Linked DNA regions of Mus musculus: all the other regions are linked to region 3. The links are chromatin loops, found by intact Hi-C in ENCODE. Cell type or tissue: heart. All regions are shown on one strand.

Region 1 (8,000 bases), 230 kb after region 3:
AAGATTTATTTATTTATTATATGTAAGTACACTGTAGCTGTCTTCAGACACTCCAGAAGAGGGCGTCAGATCTTGTTACAGATGGTTGTGAGCCACCATGTGGTTGCTGGGATTTGAACTCCGGACCTTTGGAAGAGCAGTCGGGTGCTCTTACCCACTGAGCCATCTCACCAGCCCCTTCCTAATTTTATAATATGTTAAAATTATAGTAATGAAAACTATTTAATATTGGTCTCAAGACATGATCAATGATATGAATTCAAGATGGATACCATCTACCTCATGCACAGTCAAATAAAATTACATTTGCTTCTTACTATTAATTCTTAGATAGAAAGTCTTTCAGCACCTACAATAGGATAATCTCAAGAAAGCTATTCTCAGTGGAAGTCTCCAGAATCATTCCTAGTGAAACAGAATGTGGCAAAAATGAGTTTCACGTCCTGTTTCTACTGTCACTTAAGCCTCTCACCAATCCCTGCCTCAATTTCCCCCAACATACCTGGATCCTTTGTCTTCTCTCTCTTCACCATCCAGCACTCGCTGTTCCACTTCATCAGTGAGTCCTGGATATGAGAAAGAGATTTATCAATAAGTACCAGGATCCAGGATTTCTTTCTTTTCTTTTCTTTTTTTGGATTTTCGAGACAGGGTTTCTCTGTGCAGCCCTGACTGTCCTGTAACTCACTCTGTAGACCAGGCTGGCCTCGAACTCAGAAACCCGCCTGCCTCTGCCTCCCGAGTGCTGGGATTAAAGGTGTGTGCCACCACCGCCTGGCTAAGTACCAGGATTTCTAACACAGTACTATGCTCAATTAGATAAAGAGAAAACTAAATAGAGAATTTTACAAATGATTCCGCATTTGTCATGTGGTGTTAGAATACTGAAAAGATTCAGGGAGCTTTTCCAGTTTGTATAACTTGAATCCCACTTCTTATCACAGCTCAGCCAAAACTAAAGGGCAGGGAAGATTGTTTCATAGCTGTTGCTTGTTTAGAGGACCAAGGACCAGCACGCTCACCGTGGCTCACAACCATCTGTAATTCCAATCCCACGGTATCTGACCCCTTCTTCTGGCCTCTGTAGCACAAGGCATGAAAGTGGTGTAGACATACATGTAAGCAAAAACACACAAGCAAATACAAAATGTTTTAAAATTAAAAACCCCTCAAGAGCAGAAATGAAACTTCATGATTGGGATGACAATATTTTAAACTATTGAGTCTCTGAATTTACCATGGGGCAGAAATGAAAGAAACCCAACACTTCCCCAAATGAGAAACATGGGGAGTAAAGAACACTTCATAACAATGTCCTTTCCTGCTTTGAGAATCTCTCCCTGTAATGAGCTGTGGTGTGAAGTTCAGCCACACTGAGCTCACACACGTGCGGCCCCTTCCTTTGAGAAGGAAATTGAGGATGAGAAAATAATAGATCCAGAAAACTCTTCTCACACACAGTAACCAAAGGCTGTGCTTCTATTGTAATCATTCTAGAATAAGCACTCTGAGACACCACTGCCAGTGAAAGAATAGATGTCACAGATGGACCAAAGGTGGGAGAGCTCTGAAAGGCCTGGTCTCCAGGCCAGTTCCTATATGCATTTTATAGTCTATAAGCACAAGGTGGGGCCAGAAGGAAAGTAAGCAGGACTTCCCTGAAGCATCAAGGCAGTTAGCTTGGAGGTTTTTCAAATGCAGGTTACAGCTGACAGATGTAAGCTTTGCGGGTAAGGTAGGTAAGGGCAAGACTTTTGTTTCCGCCACCTCTCCAGGTCATTCTGTTCCAAGTAGCAAGATGAAGTTGCAGAACACTACAGCAGTGCTTTAAGTAAATCATTCAATAAATCAGTAATTCAGTATCAAATAAATGGTCTTTTCTACCTTATCCCACTTTAATTCTAACATGAAGTCTCTATGCAAAAAGCCCCGTGAAGAGAGTGTAGGCATTCCCTCTTTTCCTGGGACAAGTCCACAGCCACATCACTGGAGATCAACAAATCCTGAAATAAAAAGCAACACTTTGGCCACCTGCCCTTGAGTAAAGTGCAGGTTATGAACCAAGGGCACATTGAATTGGAGACTGTTTTCTGAAGTAAGTAAGCAGCCACAGTTATGCAAAGGTCCTTTCTACTGTGGTGCTTTGTCACTGAACATACTGTAGGGTCTGATATCTTCACACTCAGCATGCATAAGGTGACTTTCTGGACTCTAAGATGTAACATTAAGACCCTCACCTGGAATACAAGATTTTGAGTACTGTATTTACATCATAGAATGTGTGCATCTCAGATGTCAAGTTAGTGATAAAATTCTACAGAGTAAATATTAATGATTACAACTATAACTGTGGAGTTTGTGAAAATATATTTGTGATTCTTCTGTCGATCCTTATGTGACTAATATCTAACAAGTTTTTTAGGTTGACAATCCACCAGCTCTAAATGCTACTCTCTTGAAAAGCTTGGATAATTTAAAGTGTTTTGTTCTTTCCGAACTAACAAAGAGAATTGTGAGATTTTTAAGAGAATATGTTGAAAACCTTACAAGAAAAAAAAAAGTCAGGAATTGTCCAGTTCTTAGGAGCTCATGAGAGCAGAGTCCTAATGAGTAGCCCAGAAACCGATCACACCCTACTCCGCTCCAGCCCCGCAGCGCCTCTGACCTGGGAGGTTCCAGGGCCGCCGGGCTGCGGTTTCCGCCGCCGCGCTGCTGACTCTACCAGGATGCCCCGCGCGGCACCTGCGGCTCTCGGGAGTTTTCACGTCTCCGCAAGACCCTGGGCAGTGTCCTTGGCCCAGATTCTGCACTAGGTGTCCCCGGAAATTTCTGAGGGAAAGGCGAGTTTTGCTGAGGCCCTCTCCCGCTTTTGGGAATATGTTGCCTACTCTGGTCCCACCCACTATTAAGTGTCCTCTCACCGTACCCAATCCCGCCCACCTACTTCCTGTTCCGTTTACTTTCCCAAGGGTCCCAGCTATGTTGTTCTGAAAACTGCAAGTATCCAACGCCCACTGGGCGGCAGACACCTTAAGAAATGTCAATTGCCATGGGAAAGGGTGAAAAGGGGGCAGTGTTCTCTAAGGACGGCAAATTAGAGGCAGACTACAAAACAGTTCTAGAGACTGTTCAATGGCGTGAAAGCCCAAAGAAAGGGTTCAAATATCTGAACGAAACTTAAAAATGACAGAACAAAATGACTGGAGATCAAGAAATCACAAGCAAAGGGTGGAGAGAAAAATGAGGACTAAATAGATGAATCCAATAAGGCCAGGTGTTAAGGAAAACTTAATATGAAGTAACGGGGAAAAAGGAAATTCACTGGGCAGTAGTGTTGCAAGCCTGTAAAATCTCAGCACTCAGAAGGCAGAGCCAGGCCTGAGTTCAAGGCCAGCCTGGCCTACAGAGTGAGTTCCAGCACAGCCAGGGCTACATAACGAGATCCAGTCTTGAAAAAAAAAAAAAAAAGTAGAAGCTCTCAGTAAACATAGGCTATATTTCTTGGTAATCTGTTCCTGGCATTTTTGACTTCCTTAATTTTCCTGGTAAACGTTGTGCATGTCCCTTTGCGTGTGTCTATGTGTGTATGTGTTGTTGTTGTTTCTTCAGAGCAATATGTCTTCAGTGTTTATGTCACAGGTCGCGTGGAGTATCAACATCCTGAATCTTTGATGCTTTGATCTTGGGATTCTTTGTTTAAAGGCTTTCTGACAGCACATTGGCAGGCATCAATTTCTTTACAGACATTGAAAGGAATTCGACCCTCCCACCCTTTACTTGACATCAGGCACATACTGCTTTGGGTAAAGACACTGTTCTTCATGGGAAAACCTTGTCATTCCCATTACTGACTGGGACAACAAAACCCTTTTGCTCTTTAAGCAGAACATAAACAAATACTTCCGTGGCCAAGTGCCTCTCGTAGAAACTACAAAGTTAAGTTCTTCAGCCACTTAAGTGGCTAAATTTTATGAACACAGCATCAACACACATAAAATAGGACTCTAATTACAATGCTGCCTACTTGTGTTGGACTGATCAAATCTAAAATAGAACAAACATACAATTTGTGTTAAAAAAAATCAAGTAAAATATTTGGGGGTTATATCCCCCAGGGAAAAAGATTCCCAAGGAAGCCATCCCACTGAGTTACCAATTTCACAAAATAAGCCAAGTAATTATCCTTTGCTTCTCACATGCTGAAATAATAAAATATGAGTGCTTCAAATTAGAGGCAAGATATTTTTCCATTTAGCTTCAATGTTATACTAAAAATACTGTTTTACTTATTAAAAACAAATATGTACAGTTTTTAAACTTTAAAAACTATAGCCCATGTATTTTAGTCAAAATATAGATCAACAAACTGAAGAGATATCATTAAAGAAAAACAACAAAAACCAGTAACCCTAGATTACATTACACATCATTCGTTTTGTTTTGTTTGTTTTGTTTTGTTGGTTTTTTGAGGCAGGGTTTCTCTGTCTAGCCCTGGCTATCCTGGAACTTACTCTGTAGACCAGGCTGGCCTCAAACTCAGAAATCCGCCTGCCTCTGCCTCCCAAGTGCTTGGATTAAAGGTGTGTGCCACCACACATCATTCTTGACCAAGACTGAAAACTTGGCAATTTCCTGAGTGAAAACTATCAAACACCTTCTAATCTCTAAAACTGATCGTTTATTTAATTCCAAGTGTTTATCCATAAATACATGTACCTCACAACACTAAATTGACTCACCAGGAATCACACACACACAGTTAAAAGAGGTGAAAATGATGTAAACACACAATACTCATTCATGAAATCCTCAAAATAAATGAAAAGTTAAATAGAAAAAGAAGACTTGTTTCTTGAGAAACAGCAAGGAAAAATCATTTTCAAGTATGTTTTCAACTTGACTGAACTCCTTACTTGGGCTCTTTCATCCACTCAAATCTGACTCTTTGTTTGATTACTATCTCCCCGTTCTTTGCAGCCCAGGGTTCTTGGTTTAGCTCCTGGTCTACCTTAGACACGGTATGAGAAAGAGGCACATGGCCACTCCTGATTTATTCAGAAATTACAAGGATTTCTCACAGTACTGGTCTCAGATGAGACAGATGATGACCATATAAAGTTTGTCAACTGTTATTTACTGACATATTCTGGAACATACAGGAAAATCCTCAGTTTGTGCATGCTGAGTTCTACCACCAATGAACTGCTAGATGTTGTATTATTTAGTAATGCGTGCTTGAAATGACCACAATGAACAATAAAGATGCACAATACCTCCAGCCACTGAAATATATAGAAATGACAAGATAAGAACATGGATCTTCTTAATGACCAGAAATGCTCAATATGCAGTTCATGTTTTAATAAGAATTACTAAAGTAAGCTGGTGGGGGCCCATGCCTTTTATCTCAGAACTCAGGAATCAGAGGCAGACATATCTCGCTGAGTTCCAGGCCAGCCTGGGCTACAGAATAAGTTCCATGACAGCCAGGGTTACACAAAGAAACCCTGTCTCAGAAAACCAAAATATTACTGTAATTACTACTATTATTATTTGATGGGCTGACACATACCTTTAATCCCAGCACTCAGCAGGCAGAGGCAGGCAGATCTCCATGGGTTCAAGGTGATGCCGGGCGGTGGTGGCACACACCTTTAATCCCAGCACTCCGGAGGCAGAGGCAGGCGGATTTCTGAGTTTGAGGCCAGCCTGGTCTACAGAGTGAGTTCCAGGACAGCCAGGGCTACACAGAGAAACCCTGTCTTGAAAACAAAAAACAAAAACAAAACAGGGCTTGTGGAGAGCCGGTACGTGCTGCGAGCAATTGCATGCGTGCTGCCAGTAATCTCTGAGGAGAGCCGTGTGTGCCGCGAGCAATCGCCATTATAAGATGGCGCGGGCCTCCGCTGTGCCTAACTAGTAAACAAGTCCTGTACGCAGGTGCAAGAGTGAATTCACTCCTAGTCACTCCCATTCTCGGGGTGTAATAGTGGGGTGATGGGCAAGCAACGAACCAGGAGCTGTCACGCCATATCAGGTGCTGAAACGTCACGCTGCGGGTTATAAAAGCAGCGCCATTTTCCCGGTTTGGGATCTTCCTGAGAAGCAAGCAATAAAGCTCTTGCCGCGGAAGATTCTGGTTTGTTGCGTCTTTCTTGCCGGTCGAGCGGGACGCAATAAGGGCTACATGGTGAGACCCCATGTCTTTCTTTTTTATTTCTGTGATAAGAAACACACACACACACACACACACGTGCGCGTGCACGCAACACTGACCTAATTGGTTTTTTTTTTTTTTTTTCGAGACAGGGTTTCTCTGTGTAGCCCTGGCTGTCCTGGAACTCACTCTGTAGACCAGGCTGGCCTCGAACTCAGAAATCCGCCTGCCTCTGCCTCCCGAGTGCTGGGATTAAAGGTGTGCGCCACCACGCCCGGCTAACACTGACCTAATTGTAGTACTTAGTATATCTATACATTAACCCTCTATTCTTTCTTATAAGGAACATATCCAAATTCTATCTTTCTAATCATTTAAAGCATTACATGTTAGATTATGGTTTATATTTATCATGTTGTGGCAATTAACGTAACTTATCCATGCCACTAAGCAATAGCCTTGCCATTACTCATTATCTCATATTCTCTCCAGCCACTGACAACCAGCATTTACTTTCCCCATCTACCATCTATCTTCTATCATACTTATAATTAAGGTCATTTGTGGTTTGTATTCCATCTGTCTTCACATAATAGAGTCCACAAAGTTCTATTATATTATTATGGATGGGATCTTTCTATACATCTCTATGGTGGAATGGTATTTTACTCAGAAGGATCACATTTTATTGACTTATACATTTGTTGATGGACATTAAAGATGATCCCATGTTCTATGATTTAACAGTGACTATGTGCATCTCCAGTCCACACTGAATTACTTCCTTTGAGTGTGTCCAGGATTTGAACTGCATCCTCATAGTTAATGAAACTCCCTACTAGCTCTTCATAATGTTGTCCTGTATTCATGTCCATTGATAGAGCACTTTCATGCTGTATTGTCCAACATGATCACCAGCCCTAGTGATGTTTGCCTTTAAAATTATTACTTTGTACTGTACTGTCTCATTCATTTCATCCCATCTTTCTAATCATTATATATGTGGAACCTTATTTATCTGGGGGGCATTTGAATAACTTTTGAAAACTGTCTAGAAAGTAATTTATTTTTAATTGGGTCACTCATGCTGTAATGTTTTTAGTTGTATATATATATGTATATATGTATATATATATATATATATGTGTGTGTATATGTATATATATACACTTGCCTACATATAATTATGTCTTTGTGTATGGATGATAACCTGATTATGTTTTCCCTCTGAGAATAGTATTGAAATGTTGTATATAAAAATAGGATATGAGAGGATGGGAAGATAAGGAAGAAAGATCCCCAGGTCAAACCCTAATGAATCTTAGTACGGCACCAACAGTTTCATAGTACACTGTTATGCATTACTGTTGACATTGGTTGAAGAACAACTCAAAACTGTTATAAAAGAAATAGTGTGTTTTTAGAAATTAGAGACCAGTCTCCCATAGAGGCTGAGAAAATACATGAATCTTCAATTGTATTCATTACTAACGGGTAGTCTATATTTAGGTATCCTGAGAATATGAGAAGGTATTCATCCCATTAAATTGTACAACTTTACCTATTAACCATCGTCTCCTCATTCCCTCTCCAATGCTCTTGATCACCTGTAAGGAACACGACTCTGTGCTCTGAAACCCACATTATAGTTTCTGCAGGAAGGTGAGATGAGTACTACCCTGTGCAGCTACACTTCACTTAAGAATCTGCTCTAAGTGTTACTATGAATTCCTATGAATACCAGGGTTCTTACACTTTCACCATTTATTCATGGATGGATTACACAGTCGCTCTAATATTGTCAATGCACACCCCTATACACCTACATGCAGAGAGGAATACA
Region 2 (8,000 bases), 390 kb before region 3:
CAATAAAAAGTATGCTTAGTAAATAGTAATGTTTACAATCATAGCCGTAGCATAACACAAAGTATATTTTCTCGTTCAAAAAAGTGTGCACTGGTTCTTCATATGATTACTATATACACAAAGTTCTACATAGCAGGGTAAAACGTATCCTCTTGAATAAGCAATTAGTAAAACACAGGAGTTAGAAAATATGAATAAATTTACATTCCGTAAGCTTTGTGATTGACACAATAGCAAACAGCAGATAATACAACTGGTCTATCATTTTTAATGAGTTATTTTACGACTGAATATTCTGTTAACTGGAGGATAAATGAAAAAAAACCATGATAGACCAACTGTTCATAAGATCTCAACTTCCTGACAACTGTAAGAGATCCACATCAGAACTGTGAGAGCGGCGTCCATAAAAACAGCTGCGGAAGCCCCCCCCCCCCCCCCACCTCCCCGCTCCGCTCCCTCCCGTTTCCCAGCCCCGCAGCGCCTCTGACCTGGGACCTTCCAGGGCTGCGCTGCTGACTCTCCCAGGTCCGCAGCCACAAAACAGAGTCTGAGGAGCTTTCCGGTTTCCGAAGGAAACTGGGGCCGAAAAACCAGCGCTCAGTTCGAGTACACATGGATTACACAGGTAGCAAGGGGAGTGGTGGCTTTTCACGTCATTCTGGCCTGGACATTTGGAGCTGGCGACCTAGAAGAGAACGCAGCTGGACGGACTCTACCAACGTAATTAAGGAAGTGAAAGCGGCGGGCCTGAAGGCGTTAGCGCTGTCACGTGACCGGAACCGTGGTGTCCTGGGCGGGGCTAGGGGAGCCGCTCCAAAGATCGTGGCCAGAGACTGGGAACCGCGTCCCCTTAGGTACCTGTTGGAGCCAAGTTGTCTCTACTCCCACTGCGGGCGACTTACCCTGGCCTGGTTCTTTTCGAAGGCCGTAACTCTCCTCAGATGCGGTTTCCTGTGCTGACCTGGGAGAGTCAGCCATCAGCCGCGCAGCCGGGGGCACCGCAGCCCGGCGGCCCTGGAACCTTCCAGGTCAGAGGAGCTGCGGGGCTGGGAAATGGGCTGGAGCGGAGCAGGGGCTTGTTTTCTGCAGTTGCTCTTAAGGACGCCGCGCTCACAATTATGCTGTGGATTTTTATCATTGTCAGGAGGTTTGAGATCCTATGAACTGGGTGTATCGTGCTTTGTTTGTTTGTTTGTTTGTTTTCATTTATCTTATGGTTACCAGAATGATTTCCGAAAATAGTGTCGTAGAACATTTGCAGTACTGTAGTTTGCACACGGGGTTCTCTTTGTAACAGCAGTTACAAAGCTTCTCGAACTTAGATTTCTTAACTCCCTTGACCCATCATTTGCCTACTCAGGAGAGAGTGGCTTATGGCCTGGGAAATAGGCATCCTCAGAGGGCTTTGTAGGTAGAAGTAAAAAGAGGAACCAGGGCAGACTTGACTGACTCAGAAAGTAAGGGTCCAGACTTAACCAGGATGTGATTGGAAAGAGAGAGGTGGAGTTGGACAAAGGAAGAGAAGGGAAGAGAGAATAGGGGGCAAGAGAAGAAGCGGGAGCCAAGAAAGCACCTAGCCAAAGTTGTCTCCTTTGATACTGTTTGGTTTTGGATGCCAGGACAATGGACTGAGGTGCATATTTTAAATATCAAAGCAGACCTGACCTCAGGGTTCTACCAACCTGAGAGGCCCTGCCCTCAATCCTAACTTTTCAGCCCAGGGTCCTGGTTGCCCTTCCACTAGAGGTGCCTCCCTATATAATCCAAACGTTTTGGTCTCTATCTCTCTTCCTCCTCTTCTTCTTCCTCTTCCTCCTCTACTGTGGATGGGCCTGTTCTTGTGAACCAGTCCCCTAATGAATATAGGAGCCAATCACTGGGTGAGTACATGGGACTTTCAGGTTGGACATAGGAAGAGAGTAAACAAGAGAGAGTCGGGTCCTTTTGGAACCAAGACAGCATATGGGTAAGATGTAGCTGCTTGAGTGTCCCAGTATCATGGCAGATCCACAAGGATCAACCACTAGAAGAATAAGAGTACAAGGCTTACAAGATTAGGTTTTCAGGGTTGTGCCCAGAGATTGAGTTACTATTGTTTCTGAATTAAGTTTGTGTTGCATTATCCTTCACATAGTGGCTTGCATGGGTTCAAGAAAGAAAGGTACAGCAGCAAAGCGAGGGTTTGCCAGATGTGTACCACAAACGATGTGGGGGACTTAAAGCACAGGGTTGCTGTGGTAACAACCTGCCAGTGGGAACCTAGAGAGCTGGGTTGCAAGATTGTGGAGCTTGGAATCAGAGTCTCCAAGAGCTAAAAACAGGTTGACCATTGCACGCCAGTGCATGGCAGGCCAGGCCACCTGGGCAGAGACACAAGTGCCGAAACATGCCAGTTTGTTTTTTAATATTTCCCACAACACTCCTCCTCCTCCTTCTCTTTCTCCTCTTTCTTCTATTCCTCCTTCTCCTTTTCTTATTTCTAGAAGCCTGTTATTTTTCGCATGCCCTTCCCCCCCTCGCCTCCTATGGCAACTCTCCCAGCATTAATCACTGGGACCAGTGAACTAAACCAAGACCAGCTTCCCAATAAATTTGCTTTTAATATATTCTAATCTAGGTAGATTTAGCTGATTTCACAAATATGTTATATTTTCTCTTTCCTTCCTATTAGTTATGTTAATGGGCACCTGAGTTAGCAGTTTATCCGGAGTTTCTTTGAGACCTAATAAGGTCTTGGCCAGCCTGGTATGCATGCGGTAAGTGAATTAGATCTTGCTAATCTATTTTTTTAGCTAGAAAACTCAATATTAATTAACACAAAATTAGCCCTTTTTGAATAATTATGATTGCTCATTTACATTAGAAAAAAAGCACTGTGTCCATGCACATGTGGCTTAACTGATTTGTTTTCATTTCATGATTGGTTGACTGTGGACTTCTTGCAGAAGTAGAAATGCCTAGACCCTGCACTCAGGATTTTGTTCAGAGACCTCACTTAGGAGGAGTGCAACAGTATGAATGTTGTATGTAGGTCAGAATAATTTTCTTGCAGTCTCCCTTGCTCCTCTTCAGAGTTAAGGGAAAAACAACTCTGAGTGTGAACTGTGTATGGAAATGGGCCCCACATCTCATAGTTTAAAGGAAATCCTTAAAATAAAGAGAATTTTGTCATATTTTCTCTTTCCTTTATGTCTATCCTTTTGGCAGGTGTGAGCATCTATCAGTTTTGTTCCATGAAACGTTCCCGGTGCTTTCTGAAGAATCTCTTTCCCACATGCAGGTCTCCCACTGCTCAGCCAGTTCTGCTCACCTGTGAATGAGAACTAAGAGCCCTGGGTGATGAAGACAGAGGAGACTGTAGCCAAGGATCCAGGTATGTTTGAGGGATTGAGCAAGGTATGGTGTGGGTGTCAGGTGATAGTAGAAAGAGTATAAGACATGAAATTGCATTTGTCAGTGTCTCTTTAATTAAGGAGTCTAGACAGTTTCACTGTGAATAATATTGTATATTTTAAGGTAGATTTCCAGTTATAGGCTGCACAGGAAGCAGTTGGCTATTCTCAGTATTTGGTTAGTTTTGAGACTCTGAAATGACTGTTGCCCATTGAAAATAAAGAGTCTTTAATCCAGACTAAAAGCAGAACCTGGCTATGAGTATGAACCAAGACATTAGAACATGTAGCAAATTGAAATCCCTTGTAAGGCCCATTGATCTTCCTTTTTTTCCCTCAATTTTTTATTAGATATTTTCTTCATTTATATTTCAAATGCTATCCCAAAAGTCCCCTATACCCTCCCCCCCACCGGCCCGCCCTGCTCCTCTACCCACCCACTCACACTTCTTGGCCCTGGTGTTCCCCTGTACTGGGGCATGTAAAGTTAGCAAGACCAAGGGGCCTCTCCTCCCATTGATGGCCGACTAGACCATCTTCTGCTACATATGCAGCTAGAGACACGAGCTCTGGGGGTACTGGTTAGTTCATATATTTGTTCCACCTGTAGGGTTGCAGACCCCTTCAGTTCCTTGGATACTTTCTCTAGCTCCTTCATTAGGGGCCCTGTGTTCCATCCTGTAGATGAATGTGAGCAACCACTTTTGTATTTGCCAGGCATAGCCTCACATGAGACAGCTATATCAGGGTCCTTTCAGCAAAATCTTGCTGGCATGTGCAATAGTGTCTGCGATATTCCTTTTTGTTGACTTTTTTTTTCTTGAATTATGGACTAGTTGATGTAGTGTGTTAAGTTATTCCTGATTAGAGTAGAATAATTACAGTTTCCTTTTTTTTGTACTTTTTGTTTTAACTTTGTCTTTATTATTCTGAGGTATGTTCCTTCTGTCCTCACATTCTTTGGAGCTGTTGTACTGAATATATGTCATATTTTACCACAAGGCTTTCATGTATCTATTGACATAGTCATTTTTCTTCTCCCACTGCATCTACATCTTGGGTCTCTGACATCAATTAGTTGTAAATGTTGAAACTCTTATACTCTTGGTGTGAACTCAGCTTTCCTACCATTTCAGTATAACTTAAGAAACAGTACTCGTATCTGTAAAATGGCAGCTGGTCTGTGATTTTTCTTTACATATGTTTGTTTGTGCTTAACTTTTTCCTAGATAAGCCTTTTTAGGAGCATCGCTTTGGCTCTAGCATCTGTTATTTTTCTGTCAAACTGGCTAGCACCCTCAGAATAGTATCCAGGAGAATCTCAGTTGAATTTTGTTTTAGGAACATTAGTGAACCAGCCTCTCCAGGCCCTATGGACAAGGGGCCTAAATGGTCCCAGGCCTAGAGTGTGTATAAGTGAGCCTACTCATAGCTGGCAAGGAGTAATGCCTGTGAATCTCTGTGGAGAAGTCACCTTGGCTGAACAGCTGGTCATAATTCTAGTTTACTAATTGAAAGTGGGTGAGGGGCTTGTGGTAATCCTATTTGTTGATTATATAATTTACTTTTCCTAGCCTGCATCTGACATTCATTTCGAAACAGGGTTTCCCCCTGTACAACAGAGTACCAGGGCGTATCCCTATCTCTCCTGGAGGCCATGTCAACAAAGGCCTTGCTAACAAAATCAGAAGACATAACAACATAAAGAGATAAAGAGAGACATAACAACAGAAACTGATAAAATATTCTTACTACAAAAGCCTATACTCTACAAAACTGGAAAATCTAGATGAAATGGATGATTTTCAAGACAGATACTACATACCAAAGTTAAATACAGATCAGGTAAACTAAATAGTCCCATAACCCCTAAGGAAGTAGAAGCAGTTTTCAAATCCTATCCACCAAAAAAAGCCCAGGGCCAGATGGTTTTAGTGCAGAATTCTACCTGGCCTTCAAAGAAGAGCTAATACCAGTGTTCCTTAAACTATTCCACAAAATAGATACAGAAGGAACACTACCTAATTCATTCTATGAGGTCACAGTTACTCTGATACCTTAACCACACAAAGAAAGAGAACTTCAGAACAGTTTTGCTTATGAACATTAACACAAAAATAGTAAAATTCTCGTAAACACATCAAAACGATTATTCACCATGATCAAGTAGGCTTCTCTCCAGGGATACAGGGATGGTTCATTATACAAAAGTCCATGAACATCATCTACTATGTAAACAAACTCAAAGGAAAACATGATATGATCATCTCTTTAGATGCTGAACAATTCTTTGACAAAATACAATACCCCTTCATGGTAAAAGACTTGGAGCAATCAGGAATTCAAGGCAGATATCTAAACATAATGAAAGCAATATACAATAAACCAATAGCCAACATCGAATTAAATGGAGGGAATTTTGAAGCAATCTCACTAAAATCAGGGACAAGACGACGCTGCCCATTTGTTCTCTGTCTGTTCCACATAATACTTGAAATTCTAGCTAGAGCAGTAAGGCATCAATAGAAGATCAAGGAGATACAAATTGGAAAGGAAGAAGTCAAGGTATCACTATTTGCGGATGGTATGATAGTATACATTAATGACCCCCAAAATTCTACCAGTGAACTCCTAAAGTTGATAAACAACTTCTGCATTGTGGCTGGGTATAAAATTAACTGAAAGAAATCAACTGCCTTTCTATATACAGATAATACATGAGCTGAGAAAGAAGTTAGGAAACCAACACCCTTCACATTATGTCTTTAAAAAAAAAAAACACATGCATAATACTCCATTGTGTAAATGTACCACATTTGCTTTATTCATTGTTTTGTTCCTGGACATCTTTGTTGTTTCCAGTTTCTGGCTATTATAAATAAAGCTACAATGAGTGTGGTTGAACAAGGATCCTTGGAAGGTTGGAGTGTCCTTTGGCTATATGCCCTAGAGTTACAGGAATGGCTGAATCTTGAAGTAGTTTTATTCACTTCAGTTTGAGGAACTGCCACACTGATTTCCATAATGACTAGAATTTTGCAGTCCCACCAGCAATGGAGAAATTTTTTTATTGTTCCACATTCTCTCCAACTTGAGCTGTCACCGTTGTTATTGATGTTACCCATTCCAACAAGTATAAGATGGAATGAATCTCAAAGTAGTTTTGATTTGCATTTCCCTTAATGCAAAGGGTGTTGAACCTTTTATTAAGGGTTTCTTAGCCATTTGAGTTTCCTCCATCTAGAAATCTGTTTAGATTTTATGACTTTTAAATTTTTGATTATTTGGTTGTTTTGGATTTTTTTTCACATCTAGTTTCTTGAGTTGTTAATATATTTTGTGCATTCTCTATTAGATGTGGAATTGGTAATTTTTTTCCCATTGTATAGGCTGCTGCTTTATCCAAATGATGGGGCCCTGTGCCTTAAAGAAACTTCAGTTTCATGAGATCCCATTTATTAATTGTTGTCCTTAGTGATTGTGGTATTGGTGGGTTTTTTGTTTATTTGCTTGTTGTTGTTTTTAATAACATCTCCTGTGACAACATATCCGTTCTTTTTCCCACTCTTTCTTCTATCAGTGTGTCTGGTTTTATATTGAGGTCTTTTATCCACTGGCACCTGAGTTTTGTACTGGGTGACAAATACGGTTCCATTTGTATTCTTCTAGATGCAGACATCCAGTTAGACCAGCACCATGTTTTGAAGATACTATCCTTTTTCAGTATGTATTTCTGGCTTTTTTTTTTTAAATCAAAAATCATATGTCCATATGTATTTATGTGTTGGCCTTCAATTCAATTTCATTGATCAGGGTATCTATTTTTTATGCCATACTATGAGGTTTTTATAGTGTAATTCTGTAGGAAACTTGAAATTGCAAACTGTGAGACCCCCAGGATTTCAGTTATCATTCAGGATTTTTGTTGCTATCCTGTGGTTTTTTTGTTTTGTTTTTTTTCTTTTTGGTGTTTGTTTGTTTGAGTATATAATGGTGAAATTATCCATTCAAGATCTGTGGAAACTATGTTCAAATTTGTATGAGGAATGCATTGAAATCTCTATTTCTTTTGGTAGGATGGCCATGTTCACTATGTTAATTCTCCTTATCCCTGAGCATGGGAGATCTTTCCACCTTCTAATATCTTCTTCAATTTCTTTCTTCAAAGAATTAAAGATTTTATCATTTAAGTCTTTCAATTTCTAGCATACACGTACAACCAACATATTTTATTTTATTCAAGGATATTGTAAAGGCTGTTCTTTTCCTGATTGTTTTTTGTGTATGTGTAGACCTTTTGAATTTTATGCATTAATTTTGTTTTCAGCAACTTTTTGAAAAGTGATTTTCAGATATAGAAGTTCCCTGGTGGGGCTCTTTGGTCATTTATGGATACTTCCATATTATTTGTAAATATGGATACTTTGACTTCTTTCCAAGTTGTATCTTGATCTTCATTGTCTTATTGCTCATACTAAGACTGCAAGTACTATGTTGAATAGATATGGAGAGAGTAGACAGCCTCTTCTTGTTTCTGATTTTAGTACAATTGCTTTGAATTTCTGTTCATTTCTTCCTTCAAGACGTCCTGTAAATTGCCTGTAT
Region 3 (8,000 bases):
GACCAAATATTTTGTTAGACAAGCTTTGAACACCAATTATGTTTAATTCTTTCCTTTTCCATTCAAATGGTACCAGCTCCTCTGATTATTCTTATTCTTAAATTGCATTTATTCCTAAAATAGGCAGGGAATTTTACACTGAGTATAGTTGCTTAAGGCTGAGGGCATTTGGTTCTTGGGAATTAGTCAGCTCCACACTTTGAAGCACAGGTTCAAGTATCCAATCGTAGCTGGATGCTGTTGGGGAAGTTTTGTGAGGCTAGGGGTTGTCACAAGAAATTATGTAGAAATTTTCCACCCAGAGCAAAAATTAACAGTCTTCTATGGGAAGTTATAAAGCACAACTAGATTAGCCTGATCATACTGAGTCTGCTCCACACTCCCACGTACAGAAAAGATTGTCTTTAAGCATTCCAAGCGAGAATGCTGGGGTGATCATTGTTGCCCATGTGCCTTCTGATTGAGCTTTAATGCTGTTCCATGTTACATCTTTCCTTCACTCCAGAATTATTCTCTGAGGAGCAAGCATCTTATTCCAGGACTTTTCTGCTGTGGTCTAATGATATACTCAGCAGGGAATATGGCAGAGTCCAACCCTTTTCAGCCAGGGCTACACAGCGAAACTCTGCCTCAAATAATAAAAAGGCTACCAGCCTTCAATACATTGAGCATCATTCTAATACCAACTGTTGGGCAACAAAAGGTCTCGCCAGCAGCAAAGTAGTGATAGAAAAAAAAATTGGCTTAACTTCATCTCCATTGTTCAGGGAACAACAAATGGAAGCTTGACTTTGCCAAGACTTGAATTCCTTCAGGAATGACACTCATAAAAGACCAAGACCTCCTGATTGAACTGGATGTGGAGTGCTCTGTAGGCTGCACATTTTTTTTTTTTTTTTTGGCTTTGTAGTTTTCCTTTCTCAGTTAACACCTCACATTGAAACATTCCACATTCCCCAGCAGTGCAGGGCCAACTCAAGTTTACAGTCCTGACTGAAAGTCACCCTGCTTCTAGCTTATCTGAACCCCTGCCCCTCACTCCTATTTATTAAGTATAACACTACCAGGGAGATGAACTTTGAGTAAACTGTGCAATTGATAAAATCTACTCTGTTCTTTACGTTCTTGCTATTGTATCATACGTAATAGTATCACTTTTTCTACATTTTGGTCAAATAAATTTTTGCAGAAATTTAAAAAAGTTAAAAATTGCTAAGACTCAAGGAAATTTATAAGGAAGATTGAAAACAATTATGGCAGGTAAGAGAAAAAGCAGAATCTATCAACTTACAAAAGAAAGAATATTAACAAATGATCAAATGGTACATTTCCAGAAAACTATATGATCAACAGGAATGCATTTCACAAAAGTTTCCAAATATATAAAACAAGCAATGACAGAACTGTATGAAACAAATATACAGTGATACAGGTAAGCCTCAATGTCTACCACTGATTTTGATCCTTCTCTTACATTTTACAGCACACAAAATAAAAAAACCAGTAATGAGTAGCAGGCCTCTAGAAAACCACCCAGACAACAGCAGAAGACACACAATCTTCTTAAATTTCATGCAGCATTGTCCCCTGTGTCCACGTCAGAACAAGTCAGGAAGGCCAGGTGGTTCAAATCTTTTATCCCAGCTCTTGAGAGGCTGGGGAAGGGAGATCTCTAAGTACAATGGAAGCCTTATCTACAGAGTCACAGAACTGCCAGGACTACATAGACAAAGCGTCATAAATAAATAAATAAATAAATAGCAGTAACAAAAACAAAAAAGTCTTCAAATCTAGTAAAGACCTGAGTTTAGAAAATTTTATCATTAAGAATCTTGAATGTTGACATCAAAAGAAGACAGAGTATACATAAAAGACCCAAAAAAGACCCAAATACTGAGTCACAGCTAGAATGTTCTTATTTAATCATGTGAAGAAATATAAAAGGATGATTTTAAGATTTGAAATACCAAAATCCTACAGACATTTTGAAATATAAATAGAGAATTATTTCTATTATTCCAAGCACATTCATGAAATGTGAAACCATTAAGACTTTAAAAAATTAGAGAAGAATCAAAATCATGGGTGATTTCAAAATATATTAAAATTATAGCAAAATATTGACAGTTGACAAGAAGACAGACAACAGCAGATATCAATGGAAAGGTAATATAGATAGGTTTAATATTATGCAGAAATATTAATCAAATGTTATCAAAATTGAGCTGGCATTGTTTTAGGAAATGGAGAAATTAACCATAAAAGACAAGAGAACCTAAAGGAAATACAAAATGCTCCAAAACTCTAATATCAAGAAAAACTAAGAGGCATCCATTGTTCTGACAAACATAATTATAATAAGAAGATATGAATGGAAAAGAAACAGCATTCTTCACATACAAAACCAAATTAAATTATATTTGCCTCTGTATATTAATTCTTACATAGTCTTCTACTACTTACAATGGGAATATTCTGATGTTATTCATGGTGCAAATATCCAGAACTATTTGGAAGGAAATAGAATCTGGCCAAACCAATCTCATGTCCCCTTTCTACTGGGACTTGAAGCCCCTCCCAATCGTTCCTCATTCCCTCTAACATACAGGATCCTTTGCTACTCTTTCCTCTCTTCACCATCCAGGGCTCTCAGATTCACAGGTAAGTAGCACTGACTGGGCAGGGGGCCCCTGCATATGGGAAAGATTCATAAGAAAGCATTCAGAACTTTTCATGGTACAAAAATAAATGATGCGTCCTCAGGATTCGGGAGCCCATCATGGTATTCCTTATGACGTGGCTGTGGCTGCGGAACCGCCTCACTGGTCGCTATTGGCAGGTATAGGAGGTGCTGAAACATGCTCTACATTTTAAGATTTTAGGGGAAGGAAGAATCACTGCTACCTGCTGGCAGTCAGGGCGGTGACCAGAGCCTTCGTGTACGAAGTCCCACAGACTTAAGAAGCAGAACTTTGAGGACCCTCTGGATTAATCCAATTACAGCTGCCTCCCAGGAGCATGGCTTACAGTACCCCGAATTCACTGTCAACTTAATGAAGTGCCAGGTGGAGCTCAACCGGAAAGTACCTGTGGACCTGGCCATCTACGAACCATAGACGCTTAAATCTTTGGCTGCTTTGGCTAAGAGGAGGCAGCAGGAAGGATTTGCTGCAGCTTTGGGGGATGGAAAGGAGCCTGAAGGTATCTTTTCCAGAGTGGTACAGTACCACTGAAGGCTGCAGTGCTATAGAAACTGTTATAAATAAGACAGGACCAAAAGGACTGTCACCAGTAAGTCTGATTTGTATCTATTACCATTTTAGTAACAGGCCTGAGACGACAGGTGTTTACTCAGTAACACAGCCCCAAATTGTCCAGTAAAGATTGTACAAATAAAGCTTTTGCTGTGTTGAAAGTAAATAAATAAATACATAAATACATTCATGAATGATGCCTCCAAAAAGGAAACTGTGAAGGAAAGAGTAAATATCAGAAATAAAAATGTCCCTTTTAATCTAAAGATTTCATTTAACTATGTGAGATGTGAGTCTCATTCACACATAGCTCAGACACAAAGAGAGTCATTCTCCCAGGAATCCTGAAAAGAAAGCTGGAGAGACTGCAAGAAAACTATTGTCTCCCATAGAAACCAGACTGCTACACTTGTCCAAAGGGAGATCTCTGCAAAAATCCCTGTCAGCAGAGTCTAAGCATTCCCACTCCTACAGGATGTCCACAACCACAGGACTTGATGATAACAAACCCTACAATAAAAAAAAAAAAAAAAAAAAAAAAAAAAAAAAAAGCTTGGCCACATATGTAGGTGCAGAGCGCTTTTCTTCAACCACAGAGATCTTTTTTCTGATACAGGAGAGTGATCGTAGTTGTACAAAAGATGCTTTCTAAAACTTTAATCTATACTGGGTTTTCTAATCATAACAATAGAGTGGTCTGATACACTCACATAGCAATAGTGAGCTTGCCTGGCCCTAAGGTGTACCATAAGAACTCAGCATATGAAGACGCACTTCTGAATGCTTTATTTACATCCGAAACTGCATACAACACTAAAGTCTACTTAGTAAATATTAATGTTTACAATCACAACCATAGCATAACATAAAGTATATTTTCTCGTTCAAAAAAAAAAAGAATCTGTACTGGTTCTTCATATGGTTAGTATAAATACAAAGTTCTATTTAGCGAAGTAAAAGGTATTCTCTTGAATAAGCAATTAGTAAAACACGGGTGTTAGAAACATGAATACATTTACGTCCCGTATGCTTTGTGATTGACACAATAGCAAACAGCAGATAATGCAACTGCTCTATCATTTTTAATGAGTTATTTTACAACTGAATATTCTGATAACTGGAGGATAAATGAAAAAAAAAATCATGATAGACCCCCAGTTCACAGGATCTCAATTTCCCGACAACGGTAAGATAACAGAACTGTGAGAGCGGCATCCATAAAAGCAGCTGCGTAAAACACCCCGCTGCTCCGCTCCCTCCCGTTTCCCAGCCCCGCAGCGCCTCTGACCTGGGACCTTCCGGGGCCACCGGGCTGCGGTGCCCGCCGCTGCGCTGCTGACTCTCCCAGGTCCGCAGCCAGGAAACTGCGTCTGAGGAGCTTTCCGGTTTCCGGAGGAAACTGGGGCCGAAAAACCAGCGCTCAGTTCGAGTACACATGGATTACACAGGTAGCAAGGGGAATGGTGGCTTTTCACGTCATTCTGGCCTGGACATTTGGAGCTGGCGACCTAGAAGAGAACGCAGCTGGACGGACTCTACCAACGTAATTAAGGAAGTGAAAGCGGCGGGCCTGAAGGCGTTAGCGCTGTCACGTGACCGGAACCGTGGTGTCCTGGGCGGGGCTAGGGGAGCCGCTCCAAAGATCGTGGCCAGAGACTGGGAACCGCGTCCCCTTAGGTACCTGTTGGAGCCAAGTTGTCTCTACTCCCACTGCGGGCGACTTACCCTGGCCTGGTTCTTTTCGAAGGCCGTAAACTCTCCTCAGATGCGGTTTCCTGTGCTGACCTGGGAGAGTCAGCCATCAGCCGCGCAGCCGCGGGCACCGCAGCCCGGCGGCCCTGGAACCTTGCAGGTCAGAGGAGCTGCGGGGCTGGGAAATGGGCTGGAGCGGAGCAGGGGCTTGTTTTCTGCAGTTGCTCTTAAGGACGCCGCGCTCACAATTCTGCTGTGGATTTTTATCATTGTCAGGAGGTTTGAGATCCTATGAACTGGGTGTATCGTGGTTTGTTTGTTTGTTTGTTTGTTTGTTTCATTTATCTTATGGTTACCAGAATGGTTTCCGAAAATAGTGTCGTAGAACATTTGCAGTACTGTAGTTTGCACACGGGGTTCTCTTTGTTACAGCAGTTACAAAGCTTCTCGAACTTAGATTTCTTAACTCCCTTGACCCATCATTTGCCTACTCAGGAGAGAGTGGCCTCTGGCCTGGGAAATAGGCATTCCCAGAGAGCTTTGTAGATATTAGTCTTATGAGGAACCAGTACACATTTGAGTGAATCAGAAAATATACATTACGAAGCACCAAAATTATGACTGTAAACATTAAGTTTTACTGACCAAAGTTTTGCTCCCCGTTAGAGTTCCATCTTAGATGCATGCTCTCTTTGATGTAAATACAGCATTCAGACATGTGTCTTCATATGCTTAGTTATTAACATCACACCTTACGGCTGAATGAAAATGAGATGATGACTGTCCAAAGGTGTGGCTGAGGAGAAGGTTAATTGTAGGTCATGATAATGCTCAGATTAGCTGGAGAAAACAAACAAACAAACAATTCCACCATTTGAGTAAGGGTTGTTAAATACTAACCAAGAGATGGACTTTGGTCACATGCTCCAGAGCTTTATAAAGACAAACCTATAGGCCACCATACTTTCCCATGCATGAGGTTTTGCAATTTTCTCAAGAACTAAAACTCCCAGCATTCCAAGAAGGTACCTGGTTCTTGCGAAGGTGGTGCTTACACGGTATTTTTGGGTTTTACAGTATGAACCAGAAAACAACCAGAGGCCACTTGAAGAGTCCAGACTGAACTAGGTATGGGGGTCAGGGAGGGACCAAGAGAAAAACCAGGAGCCAGGAAAGCTTCTAGCCAAAAATGTCGACTTTGATGTGTTAATAGGCACTTAAGTTAGCCATTCCTCTTGTGATATAGTCCAGCCCAGTATGCATGCTGTGAGAGGAAGATGTTTTTATAGATAGAAAAGTCAGTATAGAGTTTTTAAAAATAGGAAAGCATCTTTTGAATAACTGTGATTGCTCACTTACATCAGAAAAATGTCTCCTTAGTTCAAGAAAAGCACTGTGTCCACGCACATGTGACCAAACTATTTTTTTTTGTTTTGTTTTATTTTGTTTTTATTTTTGTTTCATAGTTTGTTGTTAGTAGTTTCTCAGACTTTGGACTTCTTGTAGTTGTGAGAACACCTAGACCCTAGAGTCAGGGCTTTTTTTCACAGACCTGTTAGAGAAGTGCAGCAGCCTTGATTCTGTGGGTCAGAATAGTTTTCTTGTAGTCTTCCTTGCCCCTACTAAGAGGTCCTGGGAAAACAACTCTGCATTTGTGTGAACTGTGTATGAATGAGTCTCACATCTCATAGAGTAAAATGAAATCCTCACAGAAAACGAGACTTTGGCATGATATTTTCTCTTTCTTCCTCCATGTCTCCTTTGGACAAGTGTAACCATTTTTCATTTTTGTTTTATGAAAAGTTTCAGGTGCATTCTGAAGAATTTCTTTCCTATATACAGGCCTCCCACTGCTCAGCTAGATCTGCTCACAGCTGAGTAATAATCTACTGTGCAAATGTACTACATGTTCTTTATTTATTCTTCTGTTGAAGGTCATCTAGATTGATTCTAGTTTCTAAATATTGTGAATAAAGCTGCAATGAGCCTGGTTTAGCAAGGGTCCTTGGGTAGATTGAAGTGTCCTTTGGGTATATGCCCTGGACTGAGTAGATCTTGAAGTAGTCTGATTCCCATCAGTTTGAAAAACTGCCACACTGATTTCCTTAGTGGCTGTACAATTTTGCACTCCCTCTAACAATGGAGGGATGTTTCTATTGCTCCACATTTATATCAGCATAAGCTTTCACTTGTGACGTTGATTTTAGCTATTCTGACGATTATAAGATGGAATCTCAAAATAGTTTTGATTTGCATCTCCCTGAAGGCTAAAAGTGTTGAATATTTTAAAGTATATTTTGGCCATTTGAGTTCCCTCCATTTAGAATTCCATGTTTAGATTTGCAACCCATTTATAAATTGTATATTTGGTTGTTGTTTTTTTTTTTTTTCACAGCTAGATTCTTAGGTTCTTTTTGTAATTTTGGATATTAATTCTCTATTGGATATAGAAACCCTAGACCTCGTAGTTACTTTTCATATCCTGTTGCATCAGGAAAGTTTGTGGCCCAAGCTCACAAGCTTGAATAAAGAATCCCATGTACTTGCATCAGAATAAAATAAAATAAAAAGAATTGGTAAAAATCTTCTTACACTCTGTAGGCTGCTGCTTTCTCCAAATGATGGTGTCTTTTGCCTTATAGAAACTTTTCAGTTTCCTGAAGTCCCATATATTAGTTGTTTTTCTTAGCACCTATGTTATTTTTTTCTTTTGTTTTAAAGAACGTCTTCTTCTGTGACAGTATGTTCACTTTTATTCTCTTGTCAGATTCAATGTCTTTGGTTTTATGTTGAGGTCTTGATCCACTTGCACTTGAGTTTTGTGCTGGGTTATAAGTATGGATCCGTTTGAATTCTGCTAGATACAGACATCCAGGTTGACCAGCACTATTAGTTGAAAATGGGAAATCTTTTTTTTCATTTTGTATTTCTGGCATCTTTATCAAAAACCAGGTGGCCATGTATATTTATGTCTAGGTCTTTAGTTCATTTTCATTGATCAATGTGGCTGGTTTTCTCCCAATATTTTGAGGTTTTTATACTGTAGTTTTAAAG

What was found. A loop is a pair of places that touch in the nucleus more often than their neighbours do. Peaks named below come from ENCODE experiments on the same cell type or tissue, not always from the same donor. Only the 100,000 strongest peaks of a DNase experiment are listed, where the experiment ranks them.
Region 1: a loop joins it to region 3, with 2.2 times the contacts of the local background. A loop is called at or near these places in 4 of 42 quality-filtered maps.
Region 2: it touches region 3 in a loop (13-fold over the local background); 7 of 42 quality-filtered maps call a loop at or near these places.

Annotation. Positions count from the first base shown.
Region 1 is chr17:21,728,624-21,736,623 of GRCm38, reverse strand. Zfp229 (zinc finger protein 229) reads right to left here and starts at 2,900. Exons shown (of 6, transcript NM_001164676.1): 1 at 2,666-2,900; 2 at 503-566. In heart, a CTCF peak has its summit at 3,045; a DNase peak (open chromatin) is centred at 2,913; H3K4me3 peaks cover 1,500 bases; H3K27ac peaks cover 1,404 bases.
Region 2 is chr17:22,354,199-22,362,198 of GRCm38, reverse strand. Zfp944 (zinc finger protein 944) reads left to right here and starts at 799. Exons shown (of 6, transcript NM_176962.4): 1 at 799-1,031; 2 at 2,675-2,759; 3 at 3,211-3,376. Zfp758 (zinc finger protein 758) reads right to left here and starts at 746. Exons shown (of 3, transcript NM_001347330.1): 1 at 492-746. The coding sequence starts at 617. In heart, no CTCF peak of the experiment used is centred here; a DNase peak (open chromatin) is centred at 638; H3K4me3 peaks cover 2,007 bases; H3K27ac peaks cover 724 bases.
Region 3 is chr17:21,959,362-21,967,361 of GRCm38, reverse strand. Zfp942 (zinc finger protein 942) reads left to right here and starts at 4,898. Exons shown (of 6, transcript NM_001199048.1): 1 at 4,898-5,106. Zfp943 (zinc finger prtoein 943) reads right to left here and starts at 4,803. Exons shown (of 4, transcript NM_001025373.2): 1 at 4,543-4,803. It also overlaps the pseudogene Gm7805 and the pseudogene Gm7809. In heart, no CTCF peak of the experiment used is centred here; a DNase peak (open chromatin) is centred at 4,701; H3K4me3 peaks cover 2,344 bases; H3K27ac peaks cover 879 bases.